Linked DNA regions of Homo sapiens: region 2 is linked to region 1. A link is a contact called in ENCODE Hi-C or POLR2A ChIA-PET data. All regions are on one chromosome and are shown on one strand. The core of a region is the stretch at or near the end of the contact, and the rest is flanking DNA. Distances in the headings are between cores, read along the strand shown.

Region 1 (5,047 bases), core at 725-3,224:
TGAGAGGCCCAGCAGCCTCTCTGTTCCCTCCCCAGCCTCCAGCTTTTCCGGAGGAAGATGCCTGGGAGGTGCTATGATTCTGGGGGCGGGTGGTGGGTGGCAGGTGGTGGGTGGTGGGTGGTGGGTGGTGGGGTGGCGTGGGCAGGGAAGCTGCAGCCTGCTGCTGGGTCTTCAGCGACCATCTCCAGGGGCTGAGGGCTGGCCAACAGGTTCTCCATGAGGGGGATGGCCTCCATAACCTCTCAAGATGATCTTCGCCTCTCAAGGCCCTGCCAGTTCCTCAGGGTCCCATAGACTGAACTGCTGAGGTTGGGGAGGCCTGTTGAGCACACTGGCTCCGTGGAGCTGGGTGGAGGAGGGAGATTTTCTTCCAGAGTACACAGGAGCTGGTTTCTTCCCGGTCCTCAGGAGCAGAGAATATGGGGAGGGTTGGGGGAGGCTGCCACACTGCCGTGGTTTCTTCCGCCAAATTCCCCAGTCCTAGGAAAGATCCACAGAAAAACCCACAAGAATTTGAATGTCTGAGCTGGGGCTGTGATTGAGATGAAATTTTCTAAAAAGAAAGAAAGAAAAACAAAAACAAAAAAGAGGGAAAAAAACGCTTAAAAAAAAATCCCAAAGCCTTTGACAGCCCTCAGCTACCAGAAGGGCCTGAGGCAGCAGCCACGTGGAAGGGTAGAGAGCAACCTTGAGGCACTTCGCTGGGCCTGTGTCGGGGCCTCCCAGGCTGAGGTCCCTTCCTGTGACCCCCGGACTCCTGCCCGCTCCCTCCTCCCAGGACGGAGTGAAGTCCCCTCCTGTCACTTGGATGACTGCAGTTGCCTCCCAGCAGGTCCCTGGGTCTCCCTGACTATAGACTTGCCCCCTGATCCCACCCTCCAGGAGATGGCAGGGTAGGGCACAGAGGAGGGCACAGTGGCAGCTGCCTGCTGCTGTCTCCTGGCTACTGGGCACAAGCCACCCTCCAACTCCTTCCTGCCTTGCCCAATCAGCAGGTCCCTGGGTAAGGGGCATTCAGTGAACTGGGGGCTTTGCAGGTCTGGGGGAGGAGCGACTGACATATTTCATTGCAGACGCATTGAGTTTGAGGGTCCTGAGGGATGTAGAAAAATTTGTTAAGTAGACAGGATAGGAAGGAGCCACAGGTAGCCCCAGGAGCCGTGAGGGGAGCAGGGCCCAGCATGTATTACAATAGTGAGCATTTACGTGGTTCTTCGCATGCGCCGGGCACTGTTCTAGGGATTCCACAGGAATTATTACCGCCTGCCATCCTCATTAGCAACCCAGTGGGTAAGGTGCTCTCATTAGCTCCATTAGGTGAGGGCAAAGAGGCACAGAGAGGTTAGGTAACTGGTTCAAAGGCACACAGCTGGTGAGTGACAAGAAATTTCCTTCTAACTACAGCGTGAGCATGGTGAAGAGAAGACGGAGCCCCGCGCTGGGAGAGGAACGCTTCAGTCCGAGTTCCATTCTGCACCCAAGGCTCCCCTTGGTCCTCCTGGGAACCAGGGTGCCCCTTAGTGGTGGTGGCCCAGGAGAACCCGACCAAGGCAGGAGCGCCCCCTCCTGGAAGAGCCTCGCTTCAACGCATCATCATTCCCGGCCGGCAGCAGGGGCGACGCCAGCAAGGCCTGCGACTCAGAGCCAGCTTGGCCCGTTCGCCCCGCCCCTTCCCGGTGTCCGCCCCGCCCCTTTCCCGGTGTCCGCCCCGCCTCCTTCCCGGTGTCCGCCCCGCCCCCTTCCCTGTGTCCGCCCCGCCCCCTTCCCTGTGTCCGCCCTGCCCGCTTCACTGTGGTCCTGCCTCTGGGTGGTGCCGGGGCGGGGGGTGGGAGCCCGGGGCCCGCGCAGGCGGAGATGTCGCCCAATGGGAAGGGTCGGTCGGGAAGGGGGTGGGCGCAGGCGGGTGGGCGGGAAGAACGCTGGAGGTTGATTGGCGGTCTTGCCGGCCAGTGAAGCCAGGGCATGGGCGGGGCGCGGCTCGGAGCGCGAAACATGGCGGGGCAGGACGCTGGCTGCGGCCGTGGCGGCGACGACTACTCAGAGGACGAGGGCGACAGCAGCGTGTCCAGGGCGGCTGTGGAGGTGTTCGGGAAGCTGAAGGTGCTGTTGGCCCAGAAAGCCACTCCAGGGCGGGGGACCGGGGAGGGCCCCGCCCGAGGCCCGGGAGGGCTTGCTGCGGAAGTCCGCGGCGCCACGCGGCCACCGTCGCCGGTTCCGGCTGCGCCCTGTTCCCTTGCAGCAGGGGGTGCTTGTGGATCATTCATCTTTGCCCTTTGGTGTGCCCCAGGCCTTCGTTCTTGCTGTCTCCACGGCCCGTGCCTGGTAGTTGGGGCCAGCACCGCCTGTGGAACTGCAGTACCCGCGCTGGGCGCTCGGAGCAAGTGCAGACACAGAGGACCCAGGCCTGGCCTTAGGGATCTTGCGGGGTCTGGGGGGACAGATGGGCAGAGCCTCGTGCCACTCTGTCAAGTCAGCGAGACTAGGGCTTGGTGTCAGTTGGTGTCAGATGCCAGGGGTGATAGCCTCCAGAAGCCCTCTACAGCCCCACAGGACAGAGCCCTCACTGCAGCAGTGAGGAAAGCTGGCCCACGAGGTTAGGGAGCTGTCCCAGGTCCCCTCGGCCCGCTCGCTCCTCCCCCCAGACACTCCCCCATCCTGTCCGCGACTGGCTCAGTGGTCCCTCTCCCTTTCCCTCTCCCCTTTCCCTCAGTCCCGAAACCTAGGACTCTCTCTTAAGTCTTAGTCTCAGGCGTTGCTCCTAGGTCCTGCTGCCACAAGAGCCCAGAGTGGGAGTACTTGAAAGAGGTGGGGTCTGCATGCCGCGGGAGATGTGGGGTTAAGAATGGGGGGACTTGAACTCTTGGCAAGATGGCAGGACGCGGGTAAAGGAAAGGGTCCTGGGAGCTTGCAGATGTACACTGAGGACTGGGCGCGGCGGCCCACGCCTGTAATCCCACCACTTTGGGAGGCTGAGGTGGGCAGATACCTGAGGTCAGGAGTTTGACACCAGCCTGGCCAACATGGTGAAACTCCGTCTCTATTAAAAATACAAAAATTGTCCGGGCGTGGTGGCGCATGCCTGTAATCCCCCAGCTACCCTGGGAGCTGAGGCAGGAGAATTGCTGGAACCCAGGAGGTGGAGGCTGCAGTGAGCCGAGATCATGCCACTGCACTCCATCCAGGCTGGGCGACAGAGTGAGACTCCGTCTCAAAAATAAATAAATAAATAAAATGAAATGATGTACACTGGGACTTTCAGTGAATGTTGCTTTCCTTTTCCTTGCTTAGGACCTAAACTGCCCCTTCCTCGAGGGTCTGTATATCACAGAGCCAAAGACAATTCAGGAACTGCTGTGCAGCCCCTCAGAGTACCGCTTGGAGATCCTAGAGTGGATGTGTACCCGGTAATGCATCAGTTTCTTCCTCTTCCCACCTGGGGTGTGCATGGGCGCCAGCCAGCCCCACCTGGGGAAGATGGGGTTTGTGGTTACTGTGAGTAGCTGTCTTCCCAGAGGGCTCCACCCCCTAGCCTGGACCCTCGTGAGAACAGCTGTGTAGGTAAGGAGTACTGGTGACAGGCATGATCAAACTTGGGGCAAAGTGGCCCCTGGCGGTGCTGGGCTAGTCCAGCCACCCCTTTGCTGCAGTGCTGAACTTGCCCTCAGCGTTTGCCTTGCCTTATGAGTTTGGAGGTTCAGGACTGGCAGGCACCTGAGAAATGCTCCATTCCAGTCCTTTCCTTCTCAGACCCGGAAGCCAAGGGTCAGGCTGGAGGCATGAACAGTCTCTGGTCTCCCAGTGGAGGAGTGACAGGCAGGGCCAGGGCGTGGGCTCCTGGCTGGGTCTCAGCTGGCCAAGTGGTCCTCATGCAGTGTCACCTCTTGTCAGCTTCTGTGCCGTGACCCGTTTCCCAGTCCTCTGGTGCCTTTGGGCCAGGGTGTAGCATGGTGTGTGCCTGGCACCCTATGAAGCCCATGGTGACAGGGTGACTTCCTGAGTGATGGTGGAGGAAATGATCCAGAGTGTCCCATTCCCAGGGCAGACATCCTTCCCCTGGTGACGTAGTCCCTGAGCTGAGGGTCTGTCTCACTGCCTCACAGCTGTGAGTGGAGAAGGCTTTCCCCGCCTCCCACAGAGCACAGGCTCCTGTGGGATTGGGTGTGTGCCCAGGCCATGCTCAGGAACAGCTGTAGTCTGTTGGTACAGGAGCCTCTCGTGAGTCCAGGCCCGGGCCTCCCCCTCCTCAGCCTGCGGCCTGCCTACCCTTGCTGCTTGAGGAAGGGGCCTGGGCGGGAGCCTGGCAGTAGAGCAGTGGGGAGCCAACCTGCATCCAGCCGGTCTGGCCCGCCAGGACCAGAGACATCAGCAGGACGCCCAGCTGGATACAGGCCCCCAGAGGAAGGAGGAGGCGTTTTTGTGTTTGAGCCCTTGCTGTTCCAGAGGCGTCTCCTGCCTCTGCCTTCTAGGCCCTTCCTCAGGCCTCTCCCCAGGGCTCAGCACAGCAGCTCCTCGCTTCATAACCTTTTGCTCTTGCTCACATTGTTCCCCCTCCTGGAAATGGCCTTCTAGTCTCTGCATGTCGTACGTCCTCCTGTACAGCCCGCAAAGACCCAACTCACACGTCCTGTCTCCTTTTAAAATGTTTCCTGTTCCCAGGGCAGAATGTATTCCGCTTCCCTCTGGATGCCCACAGCCTTTGAGCACACCCTGCCCCTGCTGGAGCCCTCAACCTGTGGGTGCACTCTTGGCCTGCTGTCATTTCCGGCTCTTTAGTATGGGAGCCGCAGCATGGTGTGGCCGTGCAGTCGGGGGGTTCTCCAGGCTGCACCTGTGTGCCATTCCACGCGCTGCAGACGTGACTGGGTGTCCTCAGGAGCTGGGTATTTAGTGGGTACAAGTCCTGGGGTTCAGCAGAAATGATGCACAGCACTGCAGTCTGAGTTGGGTGCTGTGGATGTTGGCAGGGAGGAGGTGGCATTTGATCTGGGATGGGGACGGTAACAGCGGGGTGCTCGTTTGGACAGGAGCAGGGAGTTGAGGTGTGGGA
Region 2 (5,047 bases), core at 1,612-4,111, 500 kb before region 1:
GTCAAAAAAGCCTCTGGGTCCAGGGGTGTGCACACCGCAGCCCCAGCATCTTTGAGCAGCCCTGGATGGGATCATGTCTGCCCTGGCTTTCCACCCTTCCATGACCAGCTTCCCATTCCATGTCCTGGATCATGTCCCAAAGTCTTGGCCAGACTTAAAGTGCCATCCCCATCCAGCCCTGTGAGCTCCTCAGGCCCAGCTCTGTCCTGGAAGCCCTTTGCCCACTTCGCCTGGCCATTGCCCTTGACTCAGCTGTCATTTCCTCTCAGGCACTTCCCCGTTCAGCTCCTGACTCCAGCTGAGACACCAGCTGAGGCCCCGCATGGCGTCTACAGGTCCTTCCCTGCACCCACCTAGGGCCCCATGGCACCCATGCTAGTCTGACCCTCCTGCCTGCCAGCAAGCAGGGCGGAGAGCTGGAACAAGAGTCAAACACTGTCAACTTGATCGAGGAAGAACTCCAGGAAGGGCATGGAAAGCAACTCCTCTTTCCGGCTGCAGGGGTTCAGTCTATCTGACCGGGGGTACGGGCTGACAGTGACCATGTAATCAAAGCACCTGTCCAAGACCCCCAGGAAAACCGAGCTGGTTACCTTATAGCCTAGCTTCCCTGTACCTTTGAATTGCCATGATCCTTATTATGTGACACTCAAATCTCGTCACAGCTTCCCCCAGCGCCTGGCATGGGAAAGCCAACACCTCAACAGCACTGGCCCCTGGGTCTGGGGTCTTTCAGGGAAGCCCTGGGAAGCCTGACAATCTCCTGGCTAAAGGCCCCAGACTCTCCCGCACGCGTTTAAACAGCAGGCACTGTCACCTCCAGGCCTTTAGCATTTATGGTTAGTTATGTCCCCCGCTCCGCATGACCTTTCTTGCTGTCTTTCTGTGGATAAAGGAATATCAATTAACATTAATTTAGCTTCTGGACTGATTCCAGGCAAGGCCCTTGGAAACCAGCAGCTGCTTTTGTGTGTGTGTGTGTGTGTGTGTGTGTTTTTGAGACAGGGTCTTGCTCTGTCGCCCAGGCTGGAGCAGTGGCGCGATCTCAGCTCACTGCAGCCCTGAACTCCCTGGCTCAAGCCATCCTCCCACCTCAGCGTTCCAAGTACCTGGGACCACAGGCGTGTGCCACCATGCCTCCGGGTCTCGCTATGTTGCCCCGGCTAGGCTCAAGCAATCCTCCCACCTCAGCCTTCCAAAGTGTTGGGATTACAGGCATGAGCCAACGCATCAGGCCTTAGTTTTCTTATTTACCATGGGTGGGGGACTTGGGGACATATGTGAGGTAACTAGCCAAGGTCACAAAGAGCAGGTGGTGGCACAGACAGGCAAGAATTCTTCTCTTTGTCCCTTCTCAAATGGATACTTCCAACTGCATGAACTAAAACACAGACGATTACAAAATACATGTAATATGTTGAGAGGCGACTTTAAAAATATTGTTGAAAATGTGTGAGAGGGTGACGTGTGCTTCTTTACTAACGCATTAAATTACAAGGTCTTCCAGCAGGACGCATAACTTCAGTAACTTCAAAGTAATAATTCTGCCCGCCGGTAGATCTGGTAGATCTTGTAATTTAACTGAACTTCTAGACGTTTACAACAAAAGCCACAGGCTCTGACAGGACCGGTCTGTCCATTTCTACTGGCGACTGCCGCTCCCGGGCAGCAGCTTGGGTCCCCGCGCTGCGGCCTGCGCGTGGCAGGGCGGATGCCGCCGCCGCCGCCGCCGCCGCCGCGCCCGGGCGGCCTCCTAGAGGAGGCGAAACGTGGGGGCGAGGCCGGGACCCACCTCCCAGGGCTGCGGTGAGCACTTACAGTATTGGCGCGAAAAGGCCAGCTATCACCATACGGGTATTTCGCCTCACTCGCCTCGCTGGGGGAAATTCAAATCTCCGAAAAGGGAGGATCCGAGCAGCGCCGGTGCGCCTGCGCGCAGGGCGGGACTCGAAGCCTGGGAAGCGGGCGGGGCGAGGTGACGCGAGATGACGCGGACGCCTCCCGCGGTCGCCCGCCCGGCTCGTGCGCCACCGGCCCGACTGCGGGCCTCTCGGCAGTGGGGGCGGCCGAGCGCGCGGCGGTCTGGGGCGCGCGGCCCGGCTCATTTTGCTGCGGCGCGGGCGGAGGCGGTGGCGCCCGAGGGCGGGCCCCGCAGCCTGGGAGCCTGGGAGCGGGCGGAGGCTCCACCCCCGGGCGCCGGCGCTCGGCTGCGTCGCCTCCCACTGTCGCCCCGCCCCCGGCTCCCCCGCGGCGCGCCTCGGGCCGCCTCCTGCGGCTGCTGGGTGTGCAGGGCGCGAAAATGCTCGCTTCCCGGCCGCAGGCGCGGCTGCAGTGGCTGTTCGCCAACCCCGGCCACCTGCGTGCCGCTGTCCCCAGTGCTGGTTAAAGGCAGTTCTTCGGGCGTGCGTCCCTTATCAACCCGAGAGACCGTTCCCAAGGGGGCGGGGCCGAGCGCGTCGGAGGGGTTAGCAGTCTCATCCGGGCATTTCCGAGATGCCGCCGCCGCCATCTTTGTTTTGTGCTGAAAGTCGCTATTGACGCCCGCGGACGGCCGGGCGAGGGGAAGTGGCAAGATGGCGGCTCCCAGGGCGGAGGCGTGGAGGCTCGCCCGGTGGGGGGGCCGTGGGGCGGGGCGCGCCTGCGCCTGCACCTGATCTGAGCGCGACTCGAGCTTTAGCCCAGCGCGCGGCAGCGCCGACCCCCACCCCCGCCGCGAGGCAGCGCAGGGGTCCTTTAAGAGGCTTGGGCCCAGGGGCGAAGCGGTGCGAGGGCGAGTGGGGGGAAGCGGTGACGTCACCCGGCTCCGCCTCCTCGCCCGACCGCCGGCGCCGCTGCCGCCATGTTTAGTTGTTACTTCTTCACACAAGATGGCGGCTCCCAGGGAGGAGGCATGAGCGCCCTGCCGTTACCGCTTCTTCTGCCGTACAGTTGCCGCTTCGGGGCCTAACTCTAGCTCTTTGAAGCGGCTCCTGTGGGAAGGAGTCATAAGGCGGGAAGTGAGGATCGGACACCGCCTTGAGTTTGGTGTGCAGTGGAAGAACTGACCTAGGAGGAAGAGAATAGGGGGGAACGGGGAGCTAGTCTCAAGATGGCGGCTCCCACGGCGGCAGGCGCAGCCTGAGCAGCAGAGGCGGACTAAGGGGAGAGGCGCGAGACTTCACAAGCCGTACGGCGCGAGCCCCCAAACGGCCCTCGAGAGCTCGAGCTGGTTCCACCGGCCTCCGGCCCGCCTCCATTCGTTAGGTGTGTCGAGGCTGTTTCGGGAGCGGCGGCTGCACTAAGGCGCTGGGCGGGGAAGCGGGACGGTCTCAAGATGGCGGCTCCCACAATTGTGGTCTGAGCGCCGGCGGGGCTGCGACGACCGCGGCGCTTGTGGCTCCTTTCCACCCGCCCCGGAAGCCGGCCAGTGCTGGGGACTTGGGGGTGTGGGAACCGGGCCGGGGCTCCGCCATTTCCGGCGGGGGAGGGCTACGACTGAGGAAGGGAGGAGAGAGAGGCGGCTCAAGATGGCGGCTCCCAGGGCCTCCCGCCCGAGCTTGTAAGCGGGAGCGCCCGGACAAGTAGTCGGGGCGACGGGACTCAGCGGCCTCCAGCTTCTTGAGCCTAGGCGCTCGACAGTTTCGGGCGGCTCTTGCGGAGACGGGGTGAGCGAGAAGAAAGGGAAGAGCCAAAGGGAAGGAGGGCAGTTAAGATGGCGGCCTCCATGGAGTCGTCTACCGCTGTGTGAGAAACCGCTTCTCCGTGAGAGCTGCCTTAGACGAAAGGGGGTGTGTGAAAGGAATTGAGGGGCTCCCTTCCCGCTTGTTGACTTCTCCCCACCGCACCCTTTCCCGGAACTATGGCTTCGGCCGTGTCGCCCGCCAACTTGCCAGCGGTGCTTCTGCAGCCCCGCTGGAAGCGAGTGGTGGGCTGGTCGGGTCCGGTGCCACGGCCCCGCCACGGCCACCGCGCCGTGGCCATCAAGGAGCTCATCGTGGTGTTTGGCGGCGGCAACGAGGGAATAGTGGACGAACTGCACGTGTACAACACGGGTGAGTGCAAAGCCCGCTGGGTCTTCGGCTCTTTCCCTCCCTCCATCTCCTCCCTCTCCCTCCTCTTTCCTCCCTCCCTCCATCTGCTCCCTCCCTCTCCTCCCTCCCTCCATCTCCTCCCTCACCCTCTACCCTTCCCTCTCTCTCTCCCCTCCTCCCTTACCCGTCCTTCTCCCCTCTCCCCGTCCCCCTCCCCCTTCTCCCCTCCTCCCCCTCCCTCCCCACTGATCGGCTTGCCCCTCCCCTTTGCTGTGCCGGGCTTCAGTGCTTTTCTCTGATCTTCTCCCCGTTCCCTTGTCTCTCCCGTGTTTGAGGATTGGTTTTCGTTAGTTAAAAGAAAGCCCCTAGTCCGACTGGTGAGGGAGAGGGGCTGTCGCCAGCGGTGGTGACTTCAGACCCACACCGTTACCCAGCGGGCTGGGGCTGGGGCTGGGGCGGGCGGATGTGTCCCCTTGGCGCAGGCAGAGCTCCCCTCCCTCCCTCCCTCCCTTCTCCTGCGCCTGCTCAGCTCTCCCTCATCTCGAGTGCCCATTCTGGAGAAATGACCATTTCTAGATTACAGATTCGTTCTCTGTCTCTCGAAAAAGGGAGGGAAGGGAAGCGCTCTTAGGACGCAGAGTTTAACATCCGCCGACCCGGGTAATGCCGGAGCCTTGGGGACCCCTAGGACGGGCCGGCGGCAGGGCCGCCTCTCCCTTTCCACGTTTACTTCTGCAGCATTTCTTTCCAAGTCGCCCCTTCTCCTAATCTGGTGCCTTCTGGTTTACAAGCTGAATTCCAGTTACCCCTCAGCGGCCTGCGTAGTCGTGTGTCTCCCCGCTTCTGCGGATCCAGGGGGTTACCCCACCCGCTCTTCTGCCTCCCTGCAAAACCCAAAGCCCGTTAGTTGGGAAGGGGAGGAACCTCTCTCTTCAGGTATGGCTGATGCACCACGGCCTTCGTGGGGGCCGTTTGTTGTTGCCTCTGCCTAGTAGCCTTGCTTAGTCTCTAGGGCAGAAAGCCTGCTGCTGTCCACG

The links. A loop is a pair of places that touch in the nucleus more often than their neighbours do. ChIA-PET counts read pairs that join two places held with the same protein, here RNA polymerase II (POLR2A). Pooled maps may share reads with other maps.
Region 2: a loop to region 1 is called in a map of naive thymus-derived CD4-positive, alpha-beta T cell, with 29 times the contacts of the local background. The contact joins the promoter of HCFC1 here to the promoter of HAUS7 in region 1. A Hi-C loop is called at or near these places in 1 of 168 maps with a recorded cell type or tissue (naive thymus-derived CD4-positive, alpha-beta T cell) and 8 of 50 pooled maps. POLR2A ChIA-PET finds 5 or more read pairs at or near these places in 1 of 52 experiments (activated B cell).

What each region holds. Positions count from the first base shown.
Region 1 is chrX:153,467,503-153,472,549 of GRCh38, reverse strand. HAUS7 (HAUS augmin like complex subunit 7) reads left to right here and starts at 1,974. Exons shown (of 10, transcript NM_001385482.1): 1 at 1,974-2,100; 2 at 3,289-3,404. The coding sequence starts at 1,993. RefSeq lists enhancers at 1,445-1,739, 2,253-2,352, 2,503-2,682 and a silencer at 1,613-1,922.
Region 2 is chrX:153,969,632-153,974,678 of GRCh38, reverse strand. It overlaps HCFC1 (host cell factor C1), which reads left to right and starts at 2,861. Exons shown (of 26, transcript NM_005334.3): 1 at 2,861-4,031. The coding sequence starts at 3,839. TMEM187 (transmembrane protein 187) reads right to left here and starts at 1,925. Exons shown (of 2, transcript NM_003492.3): 1 at 1,819-1,925. It overlaps HCFC1-AS1 (HCFC1 antisense RNA 1), which reads right to left. Exons shown (of 3, transcript NR_046608.3): 3 at 4,588-4,894. RefSeq lists silencers at 1,641-1,750, 1,861-2,310, 2,541-2,780 and enhancers at 3,011-3,770, 3,412-4,261, 4,251-4,490.